Regions from separate parts of the Mus musculus genome. Here region 1 is linked to region 2. The links are chromatin loops, found by intact Hi-C in ENCODE. Cell type or tissue: left cerebral cortex. All regions are shown on one strand. Each heading gives the region's core, and the rest is flanking DNA. Links, peaks and the distances in the headings are about the cores only. Region 1 overlaps Cap2 (CAP, adenylate cyclase-associated protein, 2 (yeast)). Region 2 has its middle 35 kb from the start of Gm35110.

Evidence for each region. Hi-C counts contacts between places; a loop is a spot of excess contacts. Peaks named below come from ENCODE experiments on the same cell type or tissue, not always from the same donor. Only the 100,000 strongest peaks of a DNase experiment are listed, where the experiment ranks them.
Region 1: a loop joins it to region 2, with 2.3 times the contacts of the local background. A loop is called at or near these places in 2 of 42 quality-filtered maps.

What each region holds. Positions count from the first base shown.
Region 1 is chr13:46,507,539-46,523,359 of GRCm38, reverse strand. The region is part of intron 1 of Cap2 (CAP, adenylate cyclase-associated protein, 2 (yeast)); the gene reads right to left. Among named protein-coding and RNA genes, the nearest start is that of Cap2, 14 kb to the right of the region's middle. In left cerebral cortex, for the core only: no CTCF peak of the experiment used is centred there; DNase peaks (open chromatin) are centred at 6,013 and 6,962; H3K27ac peaks cover 791 bases.
Region 2 is chr13:46,453,224-46,469,044 of GRCm38, reverse strand. No RefSeq gene overlaps it. Among named protein-coding and RNA genes, the nearest start is that of Gm35110, 35 kb to the left of the region's middle. In left cerebral cortex, for the core only: a CTCF peak has its summit at 6,531; DNase peaks (open chromatin) are centred at 5,264, 6,568, 7,427, 7,628 and 1 more place; H3K27ac peaks cover 747 bases.

The sequences.
Region 1 (15,821 bases), core at 2,853-10,852, 54 kb before region 2:
GACAGCAGGACTCAGCCTATCAATCTGCGGGGCGAGGCAGATTGCTGTGGAATGCCACTCAGATGCCACTTCATGTAAAGTCAGAAAGTCTTGTCACAGCTTCAAATGAGACCAAAACAGGTCACTTAGAGGAGGCTGGAAGGATACCTATAGGTTGAAAATTTAGGAGCACTCTGTAAGAGACAAAAGAAGGGAGACACTGGGATCCACATTAGCTTGTCCAGGGTGACTGATGGGGTCTGAGGTAGCCATGTATGTCTACTCAAACTTTCTAAGTCTTTCCACATTTGACCTCAGCTGCTGTGCAGACTTTCAAGACTAAGCACAGCCAGAGATTCTCCGCATTCCAGCCCATTTGCCTTGGCATTTCAAAACACACTTAGCCAACTTTTGACAGGAGCTGGGCATGAAGAAGGAGGCTGAGGAGAGGCAGAGGGTTGCCACGGCAGATGGGAACACGAGGGTCTGGTGAGGAATGGGTCTGAGCAAAGGAGACAGATGGAAGCGTTTGGACAGGAGGCCAGTGGAACAGGGTGAGGGGGCAAGTTAGCTGTGACAGATAGTCTAAGAATCAGAGAGTTAGCTGTGACAGAGAGTCTAAGAATCAGAGGTAGAACAGGAGGCCAGATTAACAACTGAAGACTCAAGAGTCTGGGTCAGATGGTGTAGCTCAAACATGGCTCTCCAAAATTCTAGCCGCCCTGTCCCTGTGGAGGGCACCCTATAGGTGAGTCCCTACTGCCTATTGCTCATCAGACCGGAGGAAAATGTGGTCACATTCTTATATTTTACACCTTTAAAGTTTTAAAAATTAAATTAATTACTATTTATGGTTGTTTTGCCTGCGTGCATGTTTATGTACCATGTGCATGCCTGATGCCCACAGAGGCTGGAAGAGGACACTGAATCCCCTAGAACCGGAGTTACAGACAATCGTGAGTTGCCATGGAAGTGCTGAGACTCGGACTCAAGCCCTCTGGAGCGGCAGCCAGTGCTCTTAACCATTGAGCTGACTTTCCATCCTCTTGAAGGTTTGTTTTAAGAAACTGTGTTTGAGGGTAATTTATTTCTTAAAACCAAACCAAACAAATAAAACGAAGCCTCAATAGGTAGGCCTGGTTGGCCTGGGAGTCCTCATGTAGACCGGGCTGGTCTTCAATTAGCCTTGTAGCCAAGGCTAGCTTTGATCAGCTGATGCTCCACCTCCTGAAGTTATTACAAATACACACCACTTTGCCCATACTTGATATTGATCTTCATTCCTTGTCTATAAATGAAGTTTTAGAGACTCTATTGAGTATCTTTTATAATGGGAAACTCATCTTAATGCATTATTGCTTTTCTTATTTAAAACTCCCCCTTTGTTGTTTATTTTTTCCATTCCATATGGTTTTTTTTTTCTCTTTTAGATGATATAGCTAGCACACATATCATCTAAAAGACACGGTATGGGAACTCAGTATTAAGTCATGATTGAGTCAGGATGGTTAGCATTTCTATCCCCTTGTACACAGTAATGGTGTGTGTGTGTGTGTGTAGTGTGTGTGTGTGTGTGTGTGTGTGTGTGTGTGTGTGTGTGTGTACGTGTTTGTGTCTTCAAGCTTCCTTCTTGGTTCTTTATGAATTGCATAACAGGTTGTGGTACTGTACAGTTCCTGAATTACAGAACATTGGCCCTTACTGTTCCTCATTCATGTCCATACCCATTATGCCAGCACTTCCTTTCCCTCCCCCACACTCTCTAGCTTCTAATCACCAACACTCAGCTCTCTCCTTCTTGGAGGTTAATATTTTTAACTCCCACAAGGGTCTGGGAGCATGGGGGTTCATCTTGGGGTATCTGGATGACTTCACTTGATATTTCTTCCTATTTCATCCATTTAGGCACAGGCGATGGGACTTTATTCCTTTAATAGCTGAGTGATATTCTTAGAGTGCATGCCTACTCCTTACGTCCTTTACTCAGTCACCTGTAAATATGTGTCTCTGCTGACTCCATATGTCGCCACGTTTTTCCTTTTGTAGAGTTTAACTTTTGCCTTTATCAGAAGGGTATCTTGTGATGTATATACTGATCTTGTGATGTATATACTGCATATTGTTCAGAGCATGTTAGACTTATCCACGTCTTCAAATACTCATTTCATCATGGCAGAAACACTATTTTTTTTCTTCCACCTTTCTGCAAAACTTAGTATGCAATTCTTAGAAAACCACAACAGTTTCCTGTTTATATCTTTTCATCTGGAGGGATGATCATTTTCAATCACCCTTGCCAATTTTTTTTTTTTTTTGGACAATTACCTCTTCATCTCCAAGTAATATGATTTCATTTACGTCTTGTCTGTTTTTTTCCATTTTAAGGCGTGATCCATTGAGTCCCACCAGGGCACACCTGTATGTTAAATGGTCTCATTATTTAATCCAGGCTTGCCTCACACTCAAACGTAGTCCAAGATGGCTTTGGATTCTCAATCTTCTTGTCTCTCTGCTTCCCCAGTTCTGGGATTACAGGTGTGTATTAGCCGTTCAAGCCTACACAGTTCCCTGTATCTTGTCTTTTTAATGTCGCGCTGCCACAGTTCTCGGAGAGTCACATTTGGCTCCTCAGGGCCACTCTGATTCTCTGCTGGCCCTTCTGGTTTCCTAACGCTACTGTTAACAGCGTCTTGGTTTTTCTTTTTCTTTTTCCCCCTCTTTTATTTTCTCACCCTATCCTTTTCTTCCCTTTCCTTTTTTGTCTCTTTGTCTTTTGAGACAAGAGTCTTGTTATATAGCCCAGGCTAGCCTCAAACTTCCAGTTCTCCTTCTTAGTTTCCTGAGAACTGAGTTTATAGGTGTGCCACCACACCTGGTCTAGCTCTTGGCTTTGTAGGAGCTGTAAAATGACCCATCTTTCCCCTTCTCTTCTAGTGATGTGAGTCTCCACTCAGCAGAGCCCAGAACAATAGACAGTTTCCTTGTTTTTCTTCCACTGTGGGTCCTTCTCTCATCTGAACAGTTGTTCTGTAGCCAGGCTGTTTGTCTGTAACCTGGCATCTGGTGTCACCTTCTATGATGTTCCCTCCTATCTTCCTATGCCCTGTCGTATCTTTGTCTCTGAGTTTATAAATAATAAATTAAAAAAAGACCTGGGGTTCAAATATTTCCCATAATCCATGTGTGCTCTCCCGTAGACTTTATTCCAACAATAAAGAGACCTAGAATAAAGACATACTTCCTATAACCAGTGTGTGCTCTCCTTTCGACCGTATTGTAACAACAAAGAGACCCAGAATAAAGAACTATTTCCTGCAGCCAGTATGTGCTCTCCCATAGACTGTATGGCAACAACAGAGACCCAGAATAAAGAAACATTTTCTTAGGAGAAAAGATCAGAACAGCTGTTTTCTCTCACTAATCCGTGTGAAAAACCCATTCCCAAAGTACTGATACCCTGTTCCTCACATGGTCGGATTTTATGCCCACAGTGCAGTCTATGTGTAAAACACCTAAAGAGAATGCATTTCTGTGGTTTTTCCATTTCAAATTCCCATAAAAGGAGAGGTCTACACACTTATGGGCATTTCACAAAGTTTGTGTTCATGTTCAGCTGGGAAACACAGAGGGATCTTTAGCTTCGAGTCACGGACCACTTTTGGTCCTCTGGCTCTTGTTAGCTGGGGCACTGTGATGGTTAATCTTTACAGTGACTTGGATGGATTTGGAATCATCTAGAAGATACAAGTCTTGCTGTGTCTGAGCAGTGAAGGCTCACTCTCACATGGCTGAGTCTTGAACTGAATAAAAAGGAAAAAGTACGCTGAACATCAGAGGTCCTCTGCCCCTGCTTCCTGACCCATCCACATGTGAGCAGCTGCCTCCCACTCCTGCTGCCACGCCTCCCCGACCATGGTGAACTGTCCTCGCTCAAACCGAGAGCCAAAATAAGGCCTTCTACCTAAGCGCTTTCTACCAGTTATTTTATAGCAGCAGTGAGGAAAGTAACTAAAAAAGGAGCCCTGGGGAATGTGCTTAACTTTGCTTTACTATGTCACTACCCAATTATAGGCATGATAGAGACACCCAGACCGTGAAACACAGACAGATGAACAGGCTAACCAAGGGTAGTGGGACAGTCCATAGCTTAGCACTAAGAGTTACAATATGTGTTACAATGTGTTACAAGAGTTACAATGTGTGTTACAATGTGTTACAAGAGTTACAATATGTGTTACAATGTGTTACAAGAGTTACAATGTGTGTTACAATGTGTTACAAGAGTTACAATATGTGTTACAATGTGTTACAAGAGTTACAATGTGTGTTACAATGTGTTACAAGAGTTACAATGTGTGTTACAATGTGTTACAAGAGTTACAATATGTGTTACAATGTGTTACAAGAGTTACAATGTGTGTTACAATGTGTTACAAGAGTTACAATGTGTGTTACAATGTGTTACAAGAGTTACAATATGTGTTACAATGTGTTACAAGAGTTACAATGTGGGGGGTGTTAAGGGATCACTGAGAACCTATGGTGAATAGAAGAGATTTAAAAAAATATTTTATTTTTTCCTGTCTCTTTACCTATTCTTTTAATATTTCTCCCATACAAGTCTAAACAAGATCCGATCCTGCTTAGCTCTGAGAGCACACAAGATCAGGCATCTTCAAAATGGTATGGCTGTAGACTTCTTCCAATATTAAAAAAAAGCTTCAGATTTATTTCCTTTATTTTATATAGATAAACCTTTGGTCTGCATGTATGTATGGGCACTGTGTGCACCCAATGCCCACGTGAGTGAGAAGAGGGCATCAGACTTTCTGAAACTGGAGTTACAGATGGCTGTCAACCATCATGTGGGTGCTGGGAATTGAACTCGTGATCTCTAGAAAAGCAGCAATTTCTCTAAACTGCTGAGCCATCTTTCTAGCCCCTTCTTCCGACATTTCTATCCAAGATTTTCTCTAATGAGTATTGATTACTATAAAGTGAGAGGCTGGCCATGTAATTAGATTTTTAATCATATTTTCCTCCTAAATTCTTTTTTACAGTGACTCTTTAACATTTAAGTAGTCCCTCATAGGCGCTAGGGATATGGCTCTGTAGGTAAAACACTGAATTAACTCCTCAGAGCCTACGTAAAAAAATCCAGGTGTGTTGGGTGGTATGCACGTGTAATCTCAGTTCTAGCGAGTTGGGGCCAGGCTGATACCTGGGATTCACTGGCTAAATAGTCCTATGTGGAAAGTTCCAGGCCAATGAGAGACTTTGTCTCAACAACAACAACAACAAAATTAGTGTGTGACATCTGAGGAATGGCACCAGAGATTGTCCCCTGACATCCAAATGTTCCTGCACAAGTGTGTATCTAGACACAGGAACACACACACACACACACACACACACAGAGGAACACACACACACACACACAGAGAGAGGAACACACACACACAGGAACACACAGAGGAACTCACACATAGACATAATCACACGTAGGACCACACACAGACATACATACACACACACACACAGGAACACACACACAGGAGCACACACAAACATACACACACATACACATAGGAACACACACACAGGAACACACACAAACACACAGCACAAAGAATTCAAGCAAGGATAATCTTGGATAAGAACCCTCCATCTTCCCCACAGTTCACCCAAACCTTCTCCTGCTCAGTGGAGGAGAGCCTGCTGAGCCTTCTCCTCACTAATTCCCCCCGTGCTAAGGACAGCTGTCACAGTTGCTCTGAACACTGGTACCCCACAGCAACATGCAAATGGTGTGAGCCCAGAATAACAGCCTATGTGTCCAGTTCACTTCCTTAGCATCTGTAAGACACCCTGTCCAGTGAACACAGTCCTTATGCTGTCTTTCCCCTTGGCACATGTCCACCCTGCCTCCCAAGGGCCTGGGAAGCATGCTTTGCCCGAGCTGAAGCTGAGCTCATTTTCCTCCATCCCACGGAGTCCAGCACGGTGCCATACACCTAGAGAAGTCTATAAATATTTTTGATTGACTAATGAATTGGCTTCCACTCACTGCTCTGTGCTTGCTGCCTACTCTCTGGCACCATCCCACATCAGGCTGTAGGCCAGATTTTTCACAGGAGAAATTTCCATTTAAAAGTGGGTGCTAGATTAGTCTTTCCTGTGTGGAACCACAGTGGCTTCCATGAAGAAACACGTATGTTTGCTCTCACCGAAGGCAAGCCCTGCATCTTCCATGGCTCTTTTTTTCCCCTTTAGGGTATCAACAACAACAACAACAGCAACAAAATACATATATTTCATGTTGTTCAAAGAGTTTTGTAAAATTGTCACAGCAAGTTCATAAAAAGAGTAAAGAAGAAAGTGACTTTGGTAGTGTTTTCGTGTTCATAGAAGAGAGTGAGGTCTTTAGGGTCTCCTGAAAGCCAGTTCAATGTTCCTATTCCTAGGTCAAAGATGGAGAAGCAACCGTGGTGAGTCTTTAGTGATTCTCTCTCACACACACACCCTGTGTGTGTATGTGTGTGTGAATGACCAGGTGTGTGTGTGTGTGTATGACCAGGGGTGTGTGTGTGTGTGTGTGTGTGTGTGTGTGTGTGTGTGTGTGTGTATGTGTATATGACTAGGTGTGTGTGTGTGTATGTGTGTGTGTATAATCAGGTATGTAGGTGTGTGTGTGTGTGTGTATGACCAGGTGTGTGTGTGTGTCTATGTGTGTGTGTATAATCAGGTGTGTAGGTGTGTATGTGTGTGTGTGAATGTGGGAGCCAGGGGTCAACCTCAGGTGCCACTCCTCAGGAAATGTACCCCTGACACCTTTGGGCGTGTTGCATGTGTGTGTGTGTGGTTGTGAACACTGGTCGTTTAGGAAGGCAGAGGAAGTGGCCGGGTGGCCTGCTCTATCGCTCTTATTCCCTTGAGACAGGTTATCTCATTGAAGCTGGGGCTAGGCTGGAAGCCAGCAAGTTGCAGGAATGCCTGTCTCCGCCCTCCCCAGTGCTGAGGCTATAGATGTGCACGGCCACGCCCATCTTTCAACACCAGTGCTTGGGATTTGAAGAAAGTCCTTGAAGTGTGCACAGCAAGCACTCTGGCTCAACAAGCCACTCTCACAGCCTCCACACTAAATTTTTGAGACAGGGTCTCTAGCTGTAGCTCATGGGTCCCATCTGCCTTCACCTCCCCAGCACCGGGGTAGATTACGAACACGTGCCACCCAGCCCAGCTCTTCCTCCTGGGATCTGAGAATTGAAGTTGGGGCTTACACCTGCACAGCAAGCACCTTACAGGCTGTGTCCTCTCCCCAGCCCCTTGGTGATTCCTCGAAGCACATTCAAACCCATGGATTTCTGTGCTCACGAACCTAAGATTAAACAGGAAATAGACACAAAGCCGTAGGAAGATGAAGACTTCCTCTGCATATATAAAATCCCACTTGACTAGTTTCTCTACAAGTATACCAAAATTTAAAAACAGCTGGTCAACCATCAGGCCATTCTGTCTTAGCTTAATTCTCTTAGGCAAGGGTGCATTAACACATTTCTTTCCTTCCAATCACCGAGGGACGTAATCTTGTGATTCATTGTTAATTCGTCGTTGGTTGTATTTACTCATTCATGCTTGATGGGCCCATTAAACACGTTAGCTTGGTTTGGTTTGTTTCCAGTCCCCTGCTAGGCACTGTGGTCATATCCAGAAAGCCAAGTCTGAAATATTTTCTGTGGTGAGCAGTATTAAGAGGGGACAAAAGTCATGTTCGGGAAGGCAGGGGTCACCAAGAGACGACGGTCATGCTAGCAAGGAGCTCGCTCACCTTTGCATTTTTCCCTTCCTCGTCTATGGAGTGTCTGGAAACTGCTTTTCACCAAACAGCAAACGTCAGTCACCACTTAGCCTGGGTCTCAAATGTCATGTAAAAATTTACATAGGAGGCTTGGTTCCCCAGCCCACAGTCCGACTGGGAGGTGGAAATTTCAAGAGGCGGGGCTGAGTGGAAGGAAGTTGAAGGGATACGGGTCACCACCCGTTCTTGTCTCTTTTCTTGTTGGTATCTACCACTTGTTCCTGCATTGAGCATCATTTTATCACATTCTGGAAGCAGGAGAGTCAAATGATCACATGATCCAAAACAAGCCTTTCTTCTTAAAAGCCACAGGCATTTTAAGACAGTGACGTAAAACTGACGCACAATGACGTAAAGCTAACGCACAAAGCTGCCCTTTTCTGTCTTCAAAGAAGTTTCAGGTGTTATAAGCAAAATAACAAAGATTAGAGAGTTATGTGAGTGGGGGAGAGGGCACTCTAAAGCTTTTATAAAACTATAGAAAAGATTCCTGAGATCTTGAGTAACCTAGGAATCCATCTGCTGCCTCTGCTAAGGTCCCATTGGTGAGGGAGAGGTAGACTTTTCAGTGAGACTTTTCCAATGCTACACCTGTCTCCTATAGTATCCCCTCAAGGTCTAGAGAGATTCCCCCACCCCCAGCACCACGGAGATAGCTCGGCCCTATTTGGGTGCGAGTCATCCTATTCTCCATCCTTCTTGTACTGCTGCTGCCATGCTCCGAGGGTCCTGTCCTGGCACCGCTGGTCTCATCTCCCAACCAAGTCTCCCAGGGCCCTTTATCCCCCTTAGGGTACGGACTTCCTGTTTTCACCACCAATGCTGAGCAGAGCACAGGAAGGCAGGGCACCTACGGAGATTATCTCGCCAGTTCACATTTCTTCCTTGAGACAGGTTCAGTCCCCCAAACCAACGCCCATTGGCTTTACAAAGTAAGCCATTCTTTGAACTGGGACCTCTGGCTCTAAGACGCTAAGTTCTGTCATGTGATATTGAGTGGGGTTGGGGGTGGGGGAAGCATCACAGGGGTCAGAGAATCCTTGAGATATGGCCACTTCAGCGGCAACCCACCTACCTATGGGAATCTGGTGGACAATTAACTTGAGTCTCAATTTCCCAATTTCCAGTGAACGAATCTAACTCTTCACCACTCACTGCCTGAGAACATGGCATGGGAATGCATTTTGAGCTGTCTTCTGCACTGGCAATTACGTTCATCTCACTGCTCTGTCCTGAGGATAGCCCAGACTTGGGAAACTATACTGCAGCAGGATGAACGGATAAAACTTCCAAGAGAAATCCAGTATTTCTGGCAGAAGAACAAGAGATTACAGGGAAGAGCCACATAGAGTAGAGAGATGAAGGGAATACCCTGATTCTGGAACATTCCAGCCTCTCCCTTGAGTTGTATATGTGTGGGGCAAACCCAAAGACCCTGAGTACTGAACTATTACCAACCTCTGTCAGAGTCCAAGACTAACTCCCAAATAGTGCACACATGGGATACAGGGATTTGAAACTAGAAGTAATGTTAGGACCACGACACACTGCATGCAACACAGAACTAAGCTGGTTGGCTGGTGGCGCCAAGCAAAACCAATGAGGCAGCATTTTCCAAGGGACCCAGGGTCTCACAAAGCAAAGCCCAAATGTCCAAGATTCAAATCAAAACAGTTTGGCATGCAAAGGACTAGAGAAACACAACCAGCCCTGAGAAAGGACAACCTGCAAATGTCCACCAGCCATGAGTGACAGAGGTGACACAGACATTGGAATTCCCAGAGACCTTTGTAGAAGCTGCTTTAACTGTGCTTGAGATGAAGCTAATATCCCTGAAATAGCTGGAAACCAGGAGTTCTTAATAGAGTAATGAGAACTAAAAGGAAAATCTAGAACTATAAACATACACACACACACACACACACACAAACCTACAATAACAAAAGACAGAAGTCCATTGGGTAAGCTTCAAGGCAGGATGGAGATGGCTGAGGAAGGTACCTTTAACTTGAAGATACAGATCCTGTTTAATCTGAAGAACAGAAGGAACAAAACATGGAGTTTGAGAGGTCTGTTGGATGACACTAAGGGTCTAATACTAGTGTTAATGGAACCCCATGAGAGGAGAAAGAGGCTGAAGTAGAAAGCCTAGTTTTTGAAACAATAGCATCCAGGCCTGGTGGCTCACACATGTAATTATAGAGTTGGAAGGCAAGCTGAAGCAGGAGGATAGCCATTATTATGAGGCTACTTTAGATTACATAGTGAGTTCCAACCCAGCCTGGACTGCAGAGTCTCAAGAGGGAAAAAAAAAAAGAAGAAGAAAGAAAAGAGGAGAAAGATACAATCACTAAATATATCACAAAGTTAGAATGAGAGACATAAATTTATAGTTACACACACACACACACACACACACAGGAGTCCCTCCAGAGATAAGAAAAATAAAGATAAGTGAGAATAAACAATTGCAGAGGGAGTAAAGGTAGGAGGGAAGGAAGGAAGGAAGAAAAGAAGGAAGGAAGGAAGGAAGGAAAGAAGGAAGGAAGGAAGGAAGGAAGGAAGAAAAGGAAGGAAGGAAGAAGGAAGGAAGGAAGGAAAGAAGGAAGAAAAGAAGGAAGGAAGGAAGAAAAGAAGGAAGGAAGGAAGGAAGAAAAGAAGGAAGGAAGGAAGGAAGGAAGAAAAGAAGGAAGGAAGGAAGGAAGAAGAGAAGGAAGGAAGGAAGGAAGAAAAGAAGGAAGGAAGGAAGAAGAGAAGGAAGGAAGGAAGGAAGGAAGAAAAGAAGGAAGGAAGGAAGGAAGAAAAGAAGGAAGGAAGGAAGGAAGGAAGGAAGGAAGGGTGGGTGGGTGACTATGATAACCTCTCTTTGAGAGGCGTAAGAAGCACCAAGACTGTCAGTTGTTACACATCTCCCTTAAATCAGCGGTTCAAGGAGTTAATCAGCACAAGGTCCAGCCACAGTGAAAAGTGTTCTCATAGTAACACAGCTGACGGAACCACTATTAATGAACAACACATGAACAAGCTCCTCTCCAGCCGTCACAAACTTCCATTTGTGACCACAAAACTTCATCTTTCTCCTCAAACTTAGGTTTCAGTTCTGTTTGTCCTACCGGGGATTCTTTACATTTTATATATGTTCTGTTTTAATGTCTCCTACTGGGTACCCAACCATGATTTGCTGTATCAAAAATAATGGCATGAAGAAAGGAGAGATGGCTTAGTGGTTCAGAGCACTGGATGCTCTTCTGGAGGACCGGGGTTCGAGTCCCAGCACCACATAGCAGCTCACAAACATTTGCAACTCCAATCCCAGAGGATCTACTGCTCTCTTCTGGCCTCTCTGGACACTGCATGCAGATGGAGCAGGCAAAATACCCACACACGTAAAGTGAAATAATAATATTTAAAAAAGCTATGTAAGCTTAAATGCTTACTAAATGGTCAAATTATTTTTAAAAACTTCTTCTGACATCATTGTTGCTATTTGTGTGATATCATTGTCCCTAGTATGTGATATCACTGTTGCTGTTATATGACATCATTGTCCCTAGTATGTGATATCACTGTTGCTATTATATGACATCATTGTTCCTAGTATGTGACATCATTGTTGCTATTATATGACATCATTGCCCCTAATATGTGACATTTTTATAATTCCTATAATCAAACTTCTCAAAAAAAAAAAAAAAACAAACCAAAACAAAACAAAACCCACAAACACTACAGATTTTGGCACATGTTTGGTAAATATAATCCAAAAGTATTTCTTTTTGGAAATCCACCTCTTTTGATCAGCTTTATTATCTAATTATTTTATGACTGTGTATAAGTACACCTATTATTAAAGTGAGGAACTCAGAGCAGCAATTTTGGTTGTTTGTTTTTCCATCAATGTAATACTTAAGTAAAGAGGTGGGAACAGATGAGAAATGCTGTTACGGAAATGTCACTCAAAACCTCCCAGGAGACAAGCAAAGCATGGCAGGGTGGTAAAACATTAAAAGGATTTGAATCATCAGTGTCAGGATAAATAGGGACGTATACATCTAGTGAGTACTGTCACTATTCTTCCTTCTGGGTTTTTTCAGCTGCTTCTTATTTTTTTTAACATTAGGTTATTTTATATCTTTGTAGATGCAGAAATCAAACTTGCAAAAGAAAAGCTAGTAGAACAATTGCAACAATATAATTATTGATTGGTTGATTATTATTGGCCAAAACCAAATCCAGCACTTTTCCCCTGGGGAGTTCCAGTGGCCTCCCCTGCCTATGGAAGATGGGAGTTTTACATTATGAAATACATACACTCTTGTATTATAAATCACATCTTTTAAGATCTGGAAGATCTTTCTGGGTATTTAATAAGCCTAGAAGTGTTCAGTATTATTTGTGTGATAGTCCCTATTCTATTCTTCTCCAATTCACCCTTTGGCATCACTGTACAACTGGCTAGGTTGAAGATTTGCATCTGTCTTACTTAACTGGTTTCCTTTTTTACACCAGCCGATCAGGTGTGCAAGCCACAGCATATTTGTGGGACACAGGACAACTTGAGGGAGTTGGTTCTCCCTTGCCACGTGGATTCCAAATGTGAAACTGAGGTCCTCAGACTTGGCGGTAAACACCTTTATTCACCAGTGAGCCACCCTGTCTACATTGTTTTTGGAGAAAGACCGAGAGCACACATGATGCATCCGAGGACCCCCATCTCAGACTGAGAATCACTCCATGTCCCCATCCATAAACCTAAGCAAACGTCCCCAAATGCAGCTCCTGTCCTCTTCCCGCCTACTAGGTTTCCACATCCCCAAACAGAAATAGTTACTAAAATGACTCAGAAATAGAACTCCTACTAAGAGGAGAAGAGGATTATGGGAAATAAGATGAGCCGGTGCAACTGTCTCCATCACAGGCCCACCAGCACGAAGATTCATCTTGGGAAAAAGTACATATGGACGATGATGAGAATTCTGATGTTTATTCTCTTAGAACACCCATGCTTGGGAGCTTAAGGAAGGTTGCTCTGCATGTGGTCCAGGTGCACAGTTTGAGGACTGCTAAAATAAGAAGCATAAAGACCAGTTTCCCTCTACAGTGTTGACATGATTTGTACTTATAAAGTCCAAACTGAAAGAAACTGAATTTCTCACTAGAGCTCCGTCAGGATGCAGGGCCTTTGGGAGGTGATTATGTTGCAAGGTGTGTGCATTGCAGGGATGGCGGGGGGCACACTCATCACCAAAGGGTGTAGGGGGATCCTCATGACCAGAGGGTAGGGGCATGCTCATGATGGATGGATATTTTTATGAGTTTGGTTTCAGTCTTGGGGGATGAAGTCTTACAAGGCTAGTCACCATGGGAGTAGGCTGTTAGGAAACCAGGCTACCTCATATGCTTAGCCACAGCTCTGACCACTTCTATATTATTCACTGACACAGCATGAAGTCCTTTCGAGCTGTGACCACCTGTTCTCAAAGTTCCCTGCAACAAGGTCTAGGAGCCAAAACAATTTCTTTTCTTCATTACTTTCTCAGCCTCAGGTATTTTGTAACAGTGGCAACAAAATGCACTAAGAAACACTTCCAAATCTACACTATCTGAGGGTCTTTCGCTTTCGCAAACCTCTTTAAACATTTTTAATTACTAAAGAAGTTTAACTAGCTCATCACTCTCTCTCCCTTTAGAAAGACAGTGGAGGAATCTGAGTCCTATTGAAGAGGTCATTCTGAAGTTAGAAAGTGAAGAGATGTCCACAGCAGAAACTCTGGGAAGCCCTCAGGTATCTGTCACTTCCCAAAGGCTCCATTCCAAATACTAGCAACTGTAGGATAAGCAACTCAGCATATGAATTTTCCAGGACAAAGACAATGGCTTCCAAACTGATGCTGCAATGGAGCCTGGTGCAGAGAAGATGCCCATTCAACTCAGTTTTGGAGCATCCGCTTGGCCTGCTCAGTGGCGACTACTGAGTGCGTCAGTCTGATGGGGTGTGGTGGCATCATCTAGAAGACAAATCTCCTGATATGTCTCTGAGGGAGTTTTCTAGATTGGGTTAACTGAGGAAGAAAGGCTCACCCTCAGTGTGCTTGGTACCACCGAGGAGGCTGGGGTCTTAGAGTGACTAAAAGAACGCCTGCTGAGCACACACATTAATCTCTCCCTGCTCCCTAGTTGTGCGAGCAGTGTGTCCATCTCTTCCCAAGATCCTGTCTTCACCACACTAGGCTGAGCCCTTAAACTGGGATCCAAGTAAAACCCTTTCTTAAGTTGTGTTATTTGGTTAATTTGTTGCAGAGGTTTACAACTACCGGAGTCTTGTGTTTGTATTTGGAAGTAGAGAAAAAAATACCACCCCCCCCAAAAAAAACCCAACCAACCAAAAAAACCAACAGCTAATTTTCTTGAAGTGGCCCAGCCTGACTGATTCTTGTTGCTAAATTGTGAAAAGGAGTTTATCTCATAAGAACCAGAGACTCTACTGTGAATAGAAACCAAACAGAAAACAAGATAGGGAATTGGGACGCCATCCCAAGTATAGATCCTTTGCAAGGAGCTCACGAAGCTGAGATAACAGCTTCTATGCAGTGGGTGTTCCCTCTTGACCTGGTGACAGCCTACCCTGTCAGTCACAGCGGAGAAAGTAAATCTCCAGTGAATCCCAGAATTTCTCTGGATTCCCACATGTTATCACACAAAGCAATGTTTTTTTTTTGTTTGTTTGTTTGTTTGTTTTTTCTCCTCATTAAAAGATAATCCCATAGTTTGCTTACAGTGTGGATTTTAAATTCTGAGCAGCTGGAGGCCGACAGGAGCCTCAATATTTCCTTGACTTATCCAGCCACCAGGCAGGGGTGAAAATTTAAAAACCAAGGCCACCCCCTCTTTCTCCACTTGTTTGAGAGGTCAGCATGAAGCCAGGACTGTTAGACAGACCTCTAGTTTGTAGCTAGCATAGCTGAACACTGTTCATAAGAAGCAAAGGCTCTTCTAGGCTCTGCAAAGCCCATGTCTCTTCTTATGCAAGGCTGAATATTAAAAGGTGTGTGTGTGTGTGTGTGTGTGTGTGTGTGTGTGTGTGTGTGTGTGTGTATAGGGGGGAAAAACCCTGTCAAATAATTTCTTAATGAAAGAAGCCATGCTTTTCCCAAGTAAGAAATCGATTTATAGAGAAAAATGTAAAGCAAGACTCCCCTAGGCATAAACCTCACACAACGAAAGGCCAGGCTCATGGGACTGCACTCACTTGGTGCACTTTATGTGCTGAGATGTCTCCTCACCACCGTTTGTGAGCCGCAGTGTTTAATGCTTCCGTACTTCAGAAAACAGGTCTTACGACTAGCCTTTAAATAGATTGAAAGTCAGGATCTTGGAACTCAGGGTATTAGCTTGGGCTGGAGGAATGAATGAGCTGAGCACACGTGTCAGTGGTACGTCACTAAAATTTATAGCACAGGGATGGCTGGGGAGATCACTTGGTTCACAAAGTGCACATCTTGGAAACATGAGAAGCCAACCCAAGCATGTCCAGAACCTATGTCAAAATCCCAAACACTTTTTATCTCAGAGTTGGCAAGACAGAGCCAGGTGGGTCCCTGAGGCCATCTGACCAGTCACCCTAGCCTAGTGGCCAGTGAGAGACCAAACAATAGAGGAATGTCTCAAACAATAGAGGAATGCTGTTTAAAAACACTATCTCAGTCTTCTGTTTGTCTTCCATATTTGCACACATATGTGAATGTTGGGGGTTAGTCTGGTGCTGTGTATACAAATGCTAACTTCTGAACCCCAAGATCTGGTTGCCTCCAGACAAGCAAATTCCCACATATATTGGCCTTTGTTGAGTAAACCTTGCTCTCCTATTTGAAGCTATTTGCTGGATAAAAGTGGCTACAGCCAATTACTAGGGAGAATAGAGTAGACGGGACTTTGGTTATTGGGCTAGGAGTCATAGGTGGGGACCACAAGAAGGAGAGAGAGG
Region 2 (15,821 bases), core at 2,830-10,829:
TAAATGTGCTAAAAGGGACCTGGTAGCCATAGTTCACATTTGGTGCTTGGCAGGGAGAGGGCAGGGCCAAGACACGTGCAAGGTTCTTCACAAGTCTCTGAAATCAATTAGAATCACCAAGGGCAACTTGCAGAAGGATTCTTAAGAAATACAAAAATCATCATCACAGAAATAATGGACCCAGGGAAAAGAATTGAATGTGCTTTGGCTTTTAAGCTGTTCTGAGATATAAAACTGCTTGTCTTCTGTCTGGGGAGCTGCAGCTTTAGCTCCTGTTGTCTTTGATTTTTGTTTTGTTTTTAAAGCAAGATTTCTTGAGACAAAGTCTTCCTTTAAAAGCATGCTTAAATTATGTTAACCACTAATTTAAAACCATGTGCTACATGGAGCTTTGTTCAAAACGGTAGGAAGTCTGAGCTGCCATTCCACGGGGTTTAAAAGCCACAACTCTCAGAGATATCACCTTCATTTCCTCTCCTGTTTGATTAAAGTGCTGTCCCATGTGCAGGGCAGGGAGCTGATGGCGTTTGCGGGAGGATGCGGATGTCTCCCTCCCAGCAAGCTGTGCGCACTTTATAAGGATGGGCTCGGAGGTGCCCAGGCATGTGTGTGCATGCGAGATGAGAGGGTGTTCATGCTTTTCCTTAGATGCCTTTGTGTTTGAGATAGGGGGGGTCTCTCATTGGCCTGGAACTTCACCAAATGTGCTAGGTTAGCTGGCTGGTGAGCTCATAGTAAACAAAGCCCAGAACCATGCCTAGGTGACTATCCACAGATGTCCCCATGGAGAACTGGGAGCTCAAGTGGCATCCTTTGTAGTAGACATTCCTACTGAAAATTTTAATCTGCTTCCTGCCACTTTTCCAATTAACTATCTGGGTAATTGTGCTTTTGTTAGGGTCAGAAAAGGATAATCGAGGAAGACAAAAGACATGCCTTCATTTTTATCTTCCAAGTAGGGACTCTGAAGTATCTTTCTCAGTAGACACAACTTCTGTGGGGTTTTTTGTTTGTTTGTTTGTTTTTGTCTTGTTTTGTTTGGGGGGGGGGAGAAAAGGCAGAGCAGAGAGCTCCTTGGCTCGTATCATCTCTACAGTATAAATGGGACTGGTACACACGCAGTAAAACTGTTACACACAGCTATGACATCAGGTATGCTCCATCCCTCTGCAGCTTCTGTGTATCATTGACAAAGGTGGTCAATGTAAGAAACTTAAGTAGGAGAAGGAAACCAGGTATCGCAGTGAATCAAGAAATCACGGAGGACTAAAGGATTCTTTCTAAACTCTTGGACCAGTTGCTTTGGATGTAACGCCTATTGACTCACTGAGTCACACAATCACCATGATTCAGCACTCCTTAGACTTTAAGCTGCTATGGCTGGGACTATACCAGAAAGGAAATTGCTGGGTATTATAGAAAGTAAAAGGTTGGAGGCTAGGCCTCAGCTGCAGTGACCATGGCTTTAGAGGTGCCAGGAGTAGGGGGAAAAATGTGTACCTGGTTGAAATCAGAGTTGATTCTGGCCCTGACTATTAAATGCTTGCTGTGGGAGTTCCCATCCCTGACTCTCATTTTCCTGCTCTGCAAAAGGAGGCTAGTATTTGTACACACAACGGTTAGCTTTACATATCAACTTGACACAACATGGAATGACTTGGGTGGGAAGGAAGTTGGGGAATTAGCTAGATCAGGTTGCCCTATGTGCATGTCTGTGGGGGATTGTCTTGATTGACAGTTGATGTAAGAGGGGCCAGCCCACTGTGGGGTACACCATTCCCTGGCACTGGGCTCTGAGATGGAGTAGAGAGGACTAGCTGAGTGCTAAGTATGCATGAAGAATTTCTCTCTGCTCTTGACTCTGGATATTATTTTCTGCACCTGCCTTGATATTTCTATGATCATGGACTATAATGTGGAATTGGAAGCCAAATAAGCTCTTTTTTCCTCAAAGCTGCTTTTGGTCAGGATATTTTATCACAATGACAGAAGTGAAATGGGTACAGGAACACTTCGTAAACAACATGTTTTGCTGTGTATATATACACATACGTGAAATATATATTTACTATATATGTAAGTATATGCAGTTATTTAAGCCTAAGGTAGCATCAGACATACAAGCTCCCCAAGAGTCTTTGTTGGAGAATCCATTTAAATGAGGCAACATTGAGGTTGTCAATATATCCTAATTTTCCCTCTGGTTCTCACTTGGTAAGCTTTTTCTTGGTGTGTTCCCTGGGACAGTAGAGGATAGGGGATATATTCAAGGATTAGCAACTGCTTTGGTGAGTATAGCCAAGTTACTGATCAATGGTTCTCTGTCAGCCTGTGATTGGGTTCCAGGAGTTTACCTTTGAACTCTGTCCTTTTTTTTTTTTTTTTAACCAATTAAGTCATTTTGTCCTTTATTTGGGTGAAAGTATTAACAGTACAGGTGCCGGAGAGATGGTTCAGGTCCAATGACCAGGAAAAATGGTCAAAGAACATTTGCTGCCTTTGTAGAGAACCTGCATTTGGTTCCTGACTCATGGCTGCTCACATCCACCTATGTAACTGCAGTTTCAAGGAATATATGATGTCCACTTTTGGCTTCCACAGGTATCTGATCACAATGTGGTACACATATACACGCTTACACAAACACACACACACACACACACACACAGAATAAATAAATAAATAAATGAAATAAATAACATGGTTTGTTGGACGTTTACCTAACATCAGGCTGAAAGGAAAGAGGTGCTGCAGGATCGGGAGGTTTTGAGTGATTTACATGAGAGATGGGATGCGATTTATTTGGCAGAATAAACTGAACTTCTTACCCTTGAATCACAAAAATCTTAAAACAACCACTGTGGCGGCTTAGTCACTGAAGTTCCATCTTTAATGGACACAATGCAGGTCAGTTTCAGAGGGTCTCCTTGTCAGTCAGCTCTCCCTGTGATGAAGTGTGTTAACGGAGCCTGGTACCCTTTTGGGTTAACACACCCTTCTTATCTGCACTGCCATTCTGCTCTCTCCCCTGGCTAAAAAAAAAACCAACATGCAAAGCTTCATTGGACTTTAAGGCTGACTGGTGAGGATGGCAGAGGGACTCAACCCTCTGTGTGAATGTGAATGAAGACAGTAGGAACTATCATTGGAAGGGGGAACCTAGTGACGGGGTGTTGCTAGGTTGTCATACTCAAAGATGAGATTAGATCTGTGAGGCACCAGCAGGTCTACTATGAGTGATGGGGGAAGTTTATAGAGAGATGTTCAGGATGCCACGAGAAAGAAGGCTAGGGGAAACCAATGAGCAAACTGGGGTAGTTTTTTTTTTTTTTTTTTAATCAGAAAAACAAAGCATGTCCTTTCAAAACAAATCATAAAGCAAAAATGATTCAACAGCATTGATATTTTCAAGCCATGCCATCTGTTAAAAATCAATCGAGTACACTGTGGGGAAAAAGGACTGAACTTAGTAGTTCACTAAATTTAGCTCAGATAGAGTTGTTATCAATACCACCACTGTGAAGCTATAGAGAAGATGGCCCTTAGATTAAAACAGCATTTCAGGTCCCTTTCACATCCGAGAGCCTATTACTTTATAAACACAAAACCCATCGATTCTTCTGTCTCGGCAGCTCAGCTACTGACCTTGGTTCTAAGCCTCCCTTGAAGATGAGAATGCTCGCCTGTTCGCTGGAGCCTGGGATTCTGTCAGGCTCCATCCACAGGTAGTTAACTAGAATGGAAAGCTGAGGAGGTTGCTAAGCAACTCAGATTTGGATAAATATACCTTCCTTTCCCAGTGTACCAGATGAGTAGGTAAACACACACTCCTTTGACTGCCTTAAATCTTACCCTGTGGGTCCACTTACAGAAATGAACAAAAGAAATCAGGCAGATAGTTAGGTAATTTAGACAAATTTTTTAGCAGATAATCTGATAATTTAAAAGCCCCAAGTGTTTAACTTCTGAGTCATTTCCCCCAATTCTCCATTTTAGTATAAGAGTAAGATGACGTCTCAGCCATATACCATTAATCCTTACCAAAGTGGGGTGCAGTGTAGCATGAGAGAGAGAAGGGAGGAAGGAGGAGGGAGGAGAGAAAAGGGAGGAGAGAGGAAGATGAGTATGAAGAGGAGAGGATGAAGAGGAAGATGAAGAGGAGAGAGGGAGGGAGAGAGTCGGGGAAGAGGGAGAGCGGGGAACCAATAGTATTTGTGGTGAGTGAGGCAATATACCTTCTATAATTTAATCACTCCTGCCCTAGAGTTGATTTGTGTGTTGGGATGTCTGCTTTTGGGTCTTGGAACATAGTCATTCGTCGCTAGTAGGACAAAGAGGTCAGCTCCTGACAGTGGTGGCACGATCGTTTCTCCTAACCAGGCTCTGAACTCTTTGAGGACATTTGTTTTTATTTCTTATGCTGTCTAAAAGGCAAATAGAGCAGGCATATTGTTGTATCGTGATGCAGACCAAACATGTCCGATCAAGATACTGGAGATGGTACAAATGAAGTCTCTTAAAGCACTTATCATTACTGTGACACTTTATTTTATTACATTTCTTTATGTTTGTGTGTTTTATTTACAATCTCTCTTTGTCTCTGTCTCTTTGTCTCTCTGTGTCTCTGTCTCTGTCTGTCTGTCTATCTCTCTCTCTCTCTCTCTCTCTGTGTGTGTGTGTGTGTGTGTGTGTGTGTGTGTATGCAATACACAGGTACCATGATGACCGTGGAGGAGGAGGGCATTCAGGCGCAAGCAGGAACCAGTTTTCTCCTTTCACCATGTCGGTCTGGGGACCAAACTTAGGTCTGCAGGCTTGGTGGGAGTGCCTTTACCCACAGAGCCATCCTGCTTGCTTTTGGGACACTTTAAATCTTAAGCCAAGAAAAGCACTTTCTATGAAACAAGGTTAAAACTTTGATATTCTTTAACCTAATTTTAATGAACCATATTCAACTCAAAAATATTTTCTGGCAGTTCAAGGGCATGCCTGTGTTTAAAAAGATGGCAAAGTGTCAAAGCATGGCTCAGATGCTAACATTTTTTCACTTTCCCGTGGATGTGACATCTCCCCGTGACAAACATCTCCACCTGACTCAGTCCAGTCACCACCAAACCACAGTCGTTTCTTCAGTCTGATGGATGCAAAACTATTTCCTGCCCTATGAAAACAATAGTGTTTGGGGCAGTAAGCCAGCTCAATGGGTAAAATTGGTTGCCACAGAAGCCTGGCAAGCTTAGATCAGCTGCATCCACAGAGCCCACACAAAGTGGGGATCCACATTTTGATTCCGGTGCTGAGGGTTGAACCAGGGCCTTGCACATGCTAAGTATGCTCCATCCCCATCTATATCCCCAGCCCACTCAGTTTGTTGTTTCTCCCCTCCTCCTCTCTCTTGAATAGGCAGAGGAGATGTGTGCAAATCCAGCCCTTTCCACTGCCTTTCCCTCTCATATAGATTCCTAATATTGTCATTGAAGAGTGGGACTCCCCCTTAGTTTCTTCTGGATTTCTAGCACCTAGCATGGCACCGGACACCCAGCAGAGGCACAGAATAAAGGACAGGGAAGAAGCCCACTGGCCTATTCACCGGAAGCCATGCCGGAGAGCTGGGATCAGGAGAGTGAATTTGCTCCTCTGTGCTTTGCATCTCTGTGGGGAACACCAATCAGGTTGAGCCGTGCGTTCCTATGGCATCTTCTCCGTGGAGGTCAGTTCTGTTCTACCAGAGTAGAACGTGGAGTTTCCATCCTACTAGAGCACTTAGTTCTATATCGCCCATAGCACACGGAAGGGCTTCATTGCTCACGTTGGGAGGTGTTCTTTACAGTTTCTACCTGTGACATCTTTTCACCTGAGGAGTCTACATCTATTTGACCAGACAGGTGTACAAAGCAGGTACAGAACAAAAAAACCAACCCCCCCAAACCTCCCCCCAAAAGAAGTAAAACATGTATTGATATCAAGCCATAAAAAAGTTGAATTCTAAACCATTCTATAATATACTAATACAGTTTATGGAAAACTATAGTAAATTTGCCTACTGATAAGCTACCTGGATGACTTTTCTAGTTCTACATAAAGAATTTAAACCCTGAACTAATATTTGGTGGTGTAAGAGGTAGATGGTAGTTGTCATTTTTCCGAGTTGACTGACGTTTCATGGTAGTGGTCAAGGCTGCAGTGGCTATTTTGCATGAATACAGACTACAAAATGGCAAAGGTAATGCTAAGGGCTGTTTCAGACAATGTGGGAAATCCTGTCCTAAATCCCAAGCCAAAATCCATCCAACATTCTTATTTTTTCATGAAGCTTAGACACAAAGCTTAAGACCAACCATTTTAGCACCATTTAGTGCAAAGATGTCCCAACTGGATACTTAATGCGAAGGATCCACAATAGGAAGATATTAAAGGCCTTCCCCCATGTCTTTTCTCCAAATTAAGCCATTTTGCTTCTGTAAGAGCAGAAAGCTGACCGTATACTAAAATCTCTGCAGTTCCTAATGTAACAGTCTGGGGGCTGATCTGAGGTACTTTTGCCAGTATTTCTGGGTGTTGCACATTGTGGGGGTGTGTAAATGTGTTATGTTCAGAACCTAGGGCTGCAGCCAAGCCAGGAAAGTAAGGATGGTTGCTGCCAGGAGCGTCTCAGATCCATTACAAATTTAGATATCTGGACTTTTGGAAGCCTTTACTGTCTCCAGTTTTCCTATGACATTCTCATTTGGTTTCGTTAACCCCCAAACTTGTGGCCTGTAGTTTAAGCTCAACCTCATAGGCCTCACCAGAAGTTAAGAAAGCACACACACACACACACACACACACACACACACACACACACACACACACAAAAGGAAAAGGAAAAAGGAAAAGGAAAAGATAAAGAGCCAGGGCTTCAGCCAGCCCACCATGTCTAGTGTTTGTAGCCAACCAACTCAACCAATCAGGCACCCAAAACATACAGGGGAATATGTGGGTCCCGAATATATATATATTTCCCTTTCCTCTTTAAATTTCCTAAGTGGCTCCTTAGAAAATGATATAGGCTTTACATCTTATCACGGTCACGAATGACCTAGAGATAATTTGAAATATAAAGGAAGTCGTGGGCAGGTTGTAGGCTAATACTCATTTTATGGAAGGGATTTGAGCATGTGGGGGCTTTGATGTTGGGTGTGGGGCTGGGAGCAGTTCTTGATAGACTCCGACAACTCTTTTTACTAAAATGTGGTTCAGGCTAGCCCAAGTATATACTGACAAATGGATAATTTGTCTCTGTAATATGTAACAGAAAGGAGGTCCTTTACGATGCTAAAGGATTCTGCTAACGTAGAGAGGAGAGGAAGTGTTAACTTTTAGACTTAAAGAACATACAGGTTTTTCTTAGGAAGACACGGTGTCTGGATCAACTGCAAAGTGCAATACTAAGATGTTGGTATTTCAATTGGAAGGCTTTTTTTTTTTTTAATCCAGTGATATTTTTTATTTTTCATTTAATACGTTGTCTTAGTAACTACTGTGCCAAGATGCTCAATGCTTGGAACATAATTCCTAGCTTTACCAAGACAGGAGAAAAATAGAAAAAGATGGAACCTTAAAATACCTTAGCCAATTAACTCTGGATTATTTCTGACTTCGGGAGTAGTCAGTCATTTGACTGAAGTCGCTAAAGACGATAAAGAACACACAGAATCTTCCTCTTTCCGTCTGGATTTTCATGACTTCAGAATCTCCAGTGTTTGGAGGTTTCGTCAGATCTGCTTTATCTGTAGATCCAAGGTGTCAAGAATGGATAGACGTAAGGGTCAGCTTAACGGAAGATGTCACAATGAGGCAAACACCAAAGTGATGGAGTTCATGACTCAAGGCACAAATTCCCATAATCTAAGGGCAATCTGCGAGATAGGAAGTAAACGGGAGATGGAGCCGATCCGCTCTTGTTCACTGATGCACAGTGCAAGATCCGAACAAGCTCATGGCCAACTTCAAAGGCTTTGTTTAAAATCCCCATTAAATCCTTTAAATCTCCTCTTAAATGGCAGGTCCTCTTGGCAGGTCTAGCTTGTTGCTCACTACACAATATTCCAGCCTGCTTTTACATGTGTGTGCATAAACACGTGGATATGCATGCCCGGGGGTGTTTGTGACATGCATGTGTGATTCATGTGTGTGTGCTCAACCTCATAAGCAGGTCTTTAGGTGCTGGCCTTTTTTTTTTTTTCTTCTTCTTTTTGAAATTTTTCTGTTTTGAGACAATGCCCTTCCCTGGGATCTAGAGCTTCTTATTAGGCTAGGCTGACTGGCTAGAAAGCTCTAGGGACACTCCTGTCACTGCTTCCCATCGATGGGATGACAAAGGACCACACTCAGGTATTTATATGGGTGCTAGAGTTGAACTTCGGTCCTTTTGCTTTCATGGCAGGGACTGTACTTGCCCAGGCATCCCCCCCCCCCAGCTCTGACATAGCCCTTCCCGCACCCACCATTATAAAAAGTTTATAGGACCAAAAATTTTATTTTTAAGTGCTTTTTGGCCTACTGAGTGGTAATATAATGTGTTGGGGCCTGTGAGAAATTGGGATTCTGCTGAGAAACTTCGAGTGGAAACTTGCTCTCTACAGAACAGACGAGATGCTCATGGAGGTCTTTCTCTTGCTCCCATTCCTGCCTTGATTGACGCCTGGGGTGTTAACAGCCACTTGGTCACCAAAGGCTAAGAAACTATCAGTGCTACCTATGACTTATGACTGATGTCAGTCTGCCCCGATCAGATCACTACACCTATTTTATTGTTATTTATATGATGTACATATGCATGTGTAGGGTTAACAACACACACACACACCATACAAAGAAAATTATAAGTACAACCGAGTGCAAAAGTCTCATAATATTCGATGTGTGTCCTTGGCTGCATGCAGCTGTAGAGCTTTGTGTTGGGTGTTCCTGATAGTCAATAAACAGAGCAATACCCTCCCCCTACTACCCTTCCCCCCACCCCCCAAAGAAGAAATCTGGCTGGAGATTCCAAGGCATTTTTCTCTCCTCATTCTGTGTGAAGTACTGGGGCCTGGATCAGTGTTCAAAAGTTTCCCCCTGTTCTAACACCCCGTGATACCATCTTTGTCTCGCAAAACTGCGAGCGTCACCACACCAAGTATTATGCTTGTTTTCATTTTCCAAACCCGTATTATGTTGCCAGTGGCAGAGAGGCAGCCATTCTATTAAGTATGGTTTAATTAAATCCTTCTCTACAGGCCTATAAACGAAGCGTGAAGAGTGTGGCCTAAAGTACCAGGGGAAAACATGATGGGAAAAAATCTCAGTTCAAGCTCATAAAGCTGACAGTGGGAATGGTACTTCTTAGGAGAAAAATGACACACAAGCATGGAATCAGAGCCACTCCAGGGACGTTAGCAATGGCTGCATGTCTGGTTCTGGACCCATCGGGGACGCCAGCAAAGCTTGATGATTTCAGTGATGCAGTGATGCTGTGCCAGACAAGAGAACGACACAGACAACATAGCCTAAGAGAGGAAGGAAAAAGCAATAGGCAAGCTATATTTTGAAGGATGACTAGGGATTTCCCAAGGGTGGGTCTATGAGGGTGAGATAATGAGATGGTCAGATCCTGATGAGGGAACGGAATCAATCACATTTTAGGACCCAGAGCTTTGGTGTTGGGGGGCACAGAATCACATTCTAGGAACTGGAGCTTCGGCGTATATGCCGGCATGTGGGCTCATGAGGGCAGGGCTGGGGAAGAGGCTGAAGAACCAAGGAAGTGTCAGTTGTAAAGGGTGGCATAACCCTGCTGTAGGGAAGGGTAGACGCACACTGGCCACAGATCTGACCCAGTTGAGTTCCAGAGTGAAAACCATGGAGTATGGATTTTGTGACACCATCAAGACCGTGTGGATTAGCTACTTGTTGTTATGATCAAATTTACCTAATGTCTTAGTCAGGGTTTTTATTCCTGCACAAACATCATGACCAAGAAGCAGTTTGGGGAGGAAAGGGTTTAATTCGGCTTACACTTCCATAGTGCTGTTCATCACCAAAGGAAGTCAGGACTGGAACTCAAGCAGGTCAGGAAGCAGGAGCTGATGCAGAAGCCATGGAGGGATGTTCCTTACTGGCTTGCTCAGCCTGCTCTCTTATAGACCCCAAGACTACCAACCCAGAGATGGTTCCACCCACAAGCGGCCTTTCCCCCTTGATCACTAACTGAGAAAATGCCTTACAGTTGGATCTCATGGAGGCATTTCCTCAACTGAAGCTCCTTTCTCTGTGATAACTCCAGCTGTGTCAAGTTGACACAAAACTAGCCAGTACACCTAATAAGAAGCAATGTAAGGGAAGGGGGAGATTTATTCTGGCCTGTTGTGTGGTAGGGAAGGATGGGGAATAGCTTTGGGTAGGGGGAGCACGGGGACAGCTGGTGAGGTAGTTCATTACATGCATGGCAGCTCTGTGACTTGACATCCACAAGGTGGATGCAGCTTATAGAGTGTTTAGATAGGACTTACAGCAGTCCGACAGAAGGCATCAATCAGAAGGCAGGGGTTCGGCAGATCCAGGGGCAAAAGATGAGTGTGAGAACTAAGGCATGGTCAGGGACAGAAAGGAACAGGTCATAGTAGGGATGTCAAGATGTGGTCAGCTGGGTGGAGGTGTGTAGGGGTTGACAGAAGAAGAGTGACCTGCCTGGGAAGGGAGGTGTGACGGGGCCACAGGTAGAGGTTCAGTTTGGTAATGACACATTTGTAAGGTCACTCTGGGTCTGGCTGAGAATGAACCGTGGAATTCAAGATGAAGATAAGCCTGCAATTTCACGTATGGCAGCTCATCAGCACTTAGTGGGGAAACTCTTCCCAATTTAGAACTGTCTTTATAGACCTGTTTCCCTCGGTTGGCACATGCCACGTGTTGTAGTTCCAAATTACTCCAACCTGGAGTTAACAGTTTTAAGCCAACTTTCTGTTACCAACGTTATAAATTTTTAATCATACCCAATAACTTAAAAACCAATAATCTATAGTCAAGACATGCAGAACATATTTATATATTTAAAACCAGTTAGATACCTCTGCTTCTCTAGATTGTTAGCATAACTCTAAACACGTACAAAAAACACATTTTACCATTATGTTGTCCTACAAGGTTCATTTATTGCTGGCTCAAATCCTTACTTTCCTTTGTGCGTGCGTTCAACTCCCGTCCTTCACTGTACCCAGGTTACTGGAGCTCCAATGTTGAGGCGCCATCTGACCAAGTCCGCTCAGTCAGTCAACAGGTCCATTTTAATTTCATCAGTGGGTTAACTCTTAAGTCCTTCAAAACCACCCTCTCTTTTACTTAACAAGTATTTAGTGATTCCTCTGTAATAGATAGCTATTCAACACAGTTTTAAAGAGTCCAAATGATAAGACTGTTCAAAGGTGGAATAAACGGGAAATAGTCTACTTTTAGTGGCATGGAAACTCCCCTTTTGCCGGCTAGCTTTCAATAGTGCTGAAAGATAAGGAGCGAGGTAAGGAACTACCCCCTTGCTGGGTAAGGAGCTCCGGTGCCATAGTGACATGAAAGTTAAAGGAGTAACCAACTGTTTTCTGAATAGAAAGAACTGGTACCTGGTACTGTAAACCTGGTTAAAAGCTCATGGCTAGAGATGTCACAGGCCTAGTGGGGAACCCGATACTGTTGTGTTGCTTCATGAGCACGTTGCCAAGCTGCCTGCAAGTATTTATCCTTAGACCCTCAGATTAATGCTGCTCTCAGCTTTGGGCAGAGAAGTTACTACAGTGGGTTGTAATAAATCAGTAGATTAATTAATTGTAATAAAAATTAGAAGTCGGGCAGGGTGGTATATACCTGTAATCCCTTCATTCAACAGGCTGAGGCAGGAGGATCAGTTGTTCAAGACCAACCTGGGCAAATGAGGTTCTGTCTCAAAACACCAACAAAATGAACAACAGCACGTGGTCAGGCATCATTACACTTAGTGACTAAACCCCATGTCTGCCTGGTTGGTCACTGCAGAATGTGTTTGCTAACTTATTCATCCAGTAACTGTGAGCTGAGCACCTCCTGGGTCCCTGGCTCAATTCTAGGTACCAGGAGACAGGGGTGAAATGAAAGGCACCGGCTTGGCTCTCAGCCGTTACATCCCCACCGAGGCAAGTCAGATAACAGGGAATAACCAGAACATACCAGTGTGACCTCAAAGGGACATACAAGCCGTGCAATGACTCTTGGGATGAGGAGTGACAAGAGGCACCTGTGAGCATGCTGAGTCTCATAAAAAAGAGATCATGAAGTTGGAAAGGTGAGGGTAGATCTGGAAAGTGTTGGGGAGTGGGGGTGAATATAAGCAAAATACAAGGTAAGCAGGTATGAAACTCTCTAATAATAAAGATATTATGCCACTGAAGGATTGTGTTTAATGTTTTAAGGTGAAATGTCAAAAGTTAGTTGGTCAAAGGACAAGTTGAGGGTGTATGGAATACTGAATATACTGGTTTCTAAGCACCCTATACATTTTCAAGAAAACATTTAGTTTGTGTGTGTGTGTGTGTGTGTGTGTGTGTGTGTGTGTGTGTGTGTGTGTGTGTATGAGTATCTTTAGAATCCAGAAGAGAGCATCAGATTCCCTGGAGCTGGAGTTACAGGCAGTAACTAGCAGCCTGCTGTGGGTGCTAGGGAATGAACTCGGGTCCTATGTGAGATTAGCAAGTCCCAGTCCCTGACAGGGGGAATTTTAAGCAGAGGCCTGATGTAGTCAAACTTACAGTTTTAAATGTGTATTCTGGAAACTTCAATGACAAAACGATAGACAAGAGTCATTATTGACTCTCCTATTGCAACAAGTGACACTTGTGGAGGATTTTGAAGTTTGAACATTTTAAGGATCCTGCCAACAAATAAGGACAAAGAAGGTGCCACAATGAAAAAATTACCTACGATATCTATCTTTATCTAGATAGATATAGTATATATCAATATATATTTTGCAGCTGGCTTTACCTAAGGGGATTTTTCTCAGCTGATACTCAGGGTAAAGAATGTCTCTTAAAAGAAACATTGAAACTACCACACAGGAAGAAAAAGCCAGCATTCACACACAGCATTGGTGGGGATTTAAAATGATACAACCAGTTTTGAAGATTGTCTGGCTGATTCTTACAGAACTGATAGTAATTCCCCTGTTATGAGCCATCAATTCTACTCTCAACGCCCAGGAATAACAAAAGTGATGTCTAAGAGGCTTCTCTAAAACAACCTAAAGCTGGAAGCAGCCAAAACGTTCATCAACACAGAACGGACGAACAAATCGTGCTGTTTGTATGCAGAACGCTAGCCAGCGACAAAGCAGGATGTACTATCGAGATGTTCAAAGAACACAGATAAACCTGACAAGCAACCAGACAACAAAAACAGTCACCGGGAGAGGAAGAAGCCTCACACAAAAGACCAAAGTGGTATAATTGTATCTAATATGAAAATTTATAACTGAACACCTAATAGAAAAGTGGGGAGGGTGGGGGGGGACAAAACAGCTGAGGGTCACAGCCTTGGAGATGGAGCTGGGGCTGACTCTGAGGACTTAAGAGTGTTCTCTGGTTATGTTAATGTTCAGTTTTCCAACAGAATGAAAACGCTTCGGGCTTGTGCAGTTCATTGTGTTTACATTTTATATTCCCCAAAGAAGGAGCCAGCAGTAAGCCAATGCTCACTCAGTGGGCAAGCACAGCTGAGACTCTTAGATGCTGTGTCTATCTTCAAATGCCTTAGAAAACATGATGGGAGAAGAAGGATGGTGAAGCTGAAGGCCGAGAAAGTGAGTTTAGTAAGAGGAATGCCATGATGAAATAGCAGGAGAAGAAATGAGAGAGCAAAAATGTAGTTTGACTTTGATGGCTGGTAGAAGGTTAAAAAAAAAATTAAAAATCCCTATTTCCTTAAAGAATTTCCTTAAAGGTTGGGAGAACTACCGGGATGGCACAAACGCAAGGAGAATGTTGATTCAAGCAGGGCTCAGACATGTTATTAGATCAAGGATCTTCAAAGAGCAACAAAGAGCAGAGAGAAGAAACTAAGGGCCCAGAGTTGGAGGCAGTGGTGGTGGAGGAGGCTGAGGTGAAGGAGGAGGCTGCAGAAACACACACAAGAGGCTTTGGACGTTTGGATGGTCAGGCGAGGGATGTGTGATGTTTGTCAGAAATGGGCGAGGCTGGAAGGAACCCAGATGCCCCTCAACAGAGGAATGGATACAGAAAATGTGGTACATCTACACAATGGAGTACTACTCAGCTATTAAAAAGAATGAATTTATGAAATTCCTAGCCAAATGGATGGACCTGGAGGGCATCATCCTGAGTGAGGTAACACATTCACAAAGGAACTCACACAATATGTACTCACTGATAAGTGGATATTAGCCCAAAACCTAGGATATCCACGATATAAGATACAATTTCCTAAACACATGAAACTCAAGAAAAATGAAGACTGAAGTGTGGACACTATGCCCCTCCTTAGATTTGGGAACAAAACACCCTTGGAAGGAGGTACAGAGACAAAGTTTGGAGCTGAGATAAAAAGATGGACCATGTAGAGACTGCCATATCCGGGGATCCATCCCATAATCAGCTTCCAAATGCTGACACCATTGCATACACTAGCAAGATTATGCTGAAAGGACCCTGATATAGCTGTCTCTTGTCAGAGTATGCCTGGGCCTAGCAAACATAGAAGTGGATGCTCACAGTCGGCTATTGGATGGATCACATGGCCCCCAATGAAGGAGCTAGAGAAAGTACCCAAGAAGCTAAAGGGATCTGTAACCCTATAGGTGGAACAACATTATGAACTAACCAGTACCCCGGAGCTCTTGACTCTAGCTGCATATGTATCAAAAGATGGCCTAGGCGGCCATCACTGGAAAGAGAGGCCCATTGGACACGCAAACTTTATATGCCCCAGTACAGGGGAACACCAGGGCCAAAAAAGGGGAGTGGGTGGGTAGGGGAGTGGGGGTGGGTGGCTATGGGGGACTTTTGGTATAGCATTGGAAATGTAAATGAGCTAAATACCTAATAAAAAATGGAAAAAAAAAAAAAAGAAATGGGCGAGGCTGGTGGTTAGGAGCAAGGAGCGGGAGTTTATCAAAGCTGCTTACCCAGACTAGATAAACGATACCCAGAGATTAAAAGTTAAATGAAAATTTAAACTCCTTAAGTGCACTGATCAGAAGAAATGGGTGTATTAATTATATGTAACATCTTTATATTTGTCAGTGTGGTAGTTTGAGTGATAATGTACCTCACGGGCTTAGATGTGTGAATACTTGGTCCCTAACTGAGGAATGTAGGTGTGGGCCTACAGGAAGAAGTGTATCACTTGGGGGCAGACCTGAAGGCTTCAAAGCCATGTGCTATTCTCAGTTGCTCTCTCTGCTTCCTGCTTGTGGTTCAAGATGTGGGTACTCAGCATCCTGCCTCCAGCATCCCGCCTCCAGCATCCCACCTCCAGCATCCCACCTCCAGCATCCCACCTCCAGCATCCTGCCTCCAGCTTGCTGCCCCACTTCCCCCTTTAGTGGACTCTTATCCTGTTAGAACCATAAGTCAAATGAGCTTTCAGTAAGTGGCATTGGTGAACGTGATTTTTTTTTTTATAACAGCAATGAAAAAGTAGCTAATACAGTCTACTTTCCATTGCCATAATAAAATGCCTGAGGCTAAATCCTTGCTTCTTTTAAAGGCTTGTCTAGTTTACATCTCTGTAGGCTGAAAGTCTGAGCACCATGGTACCAA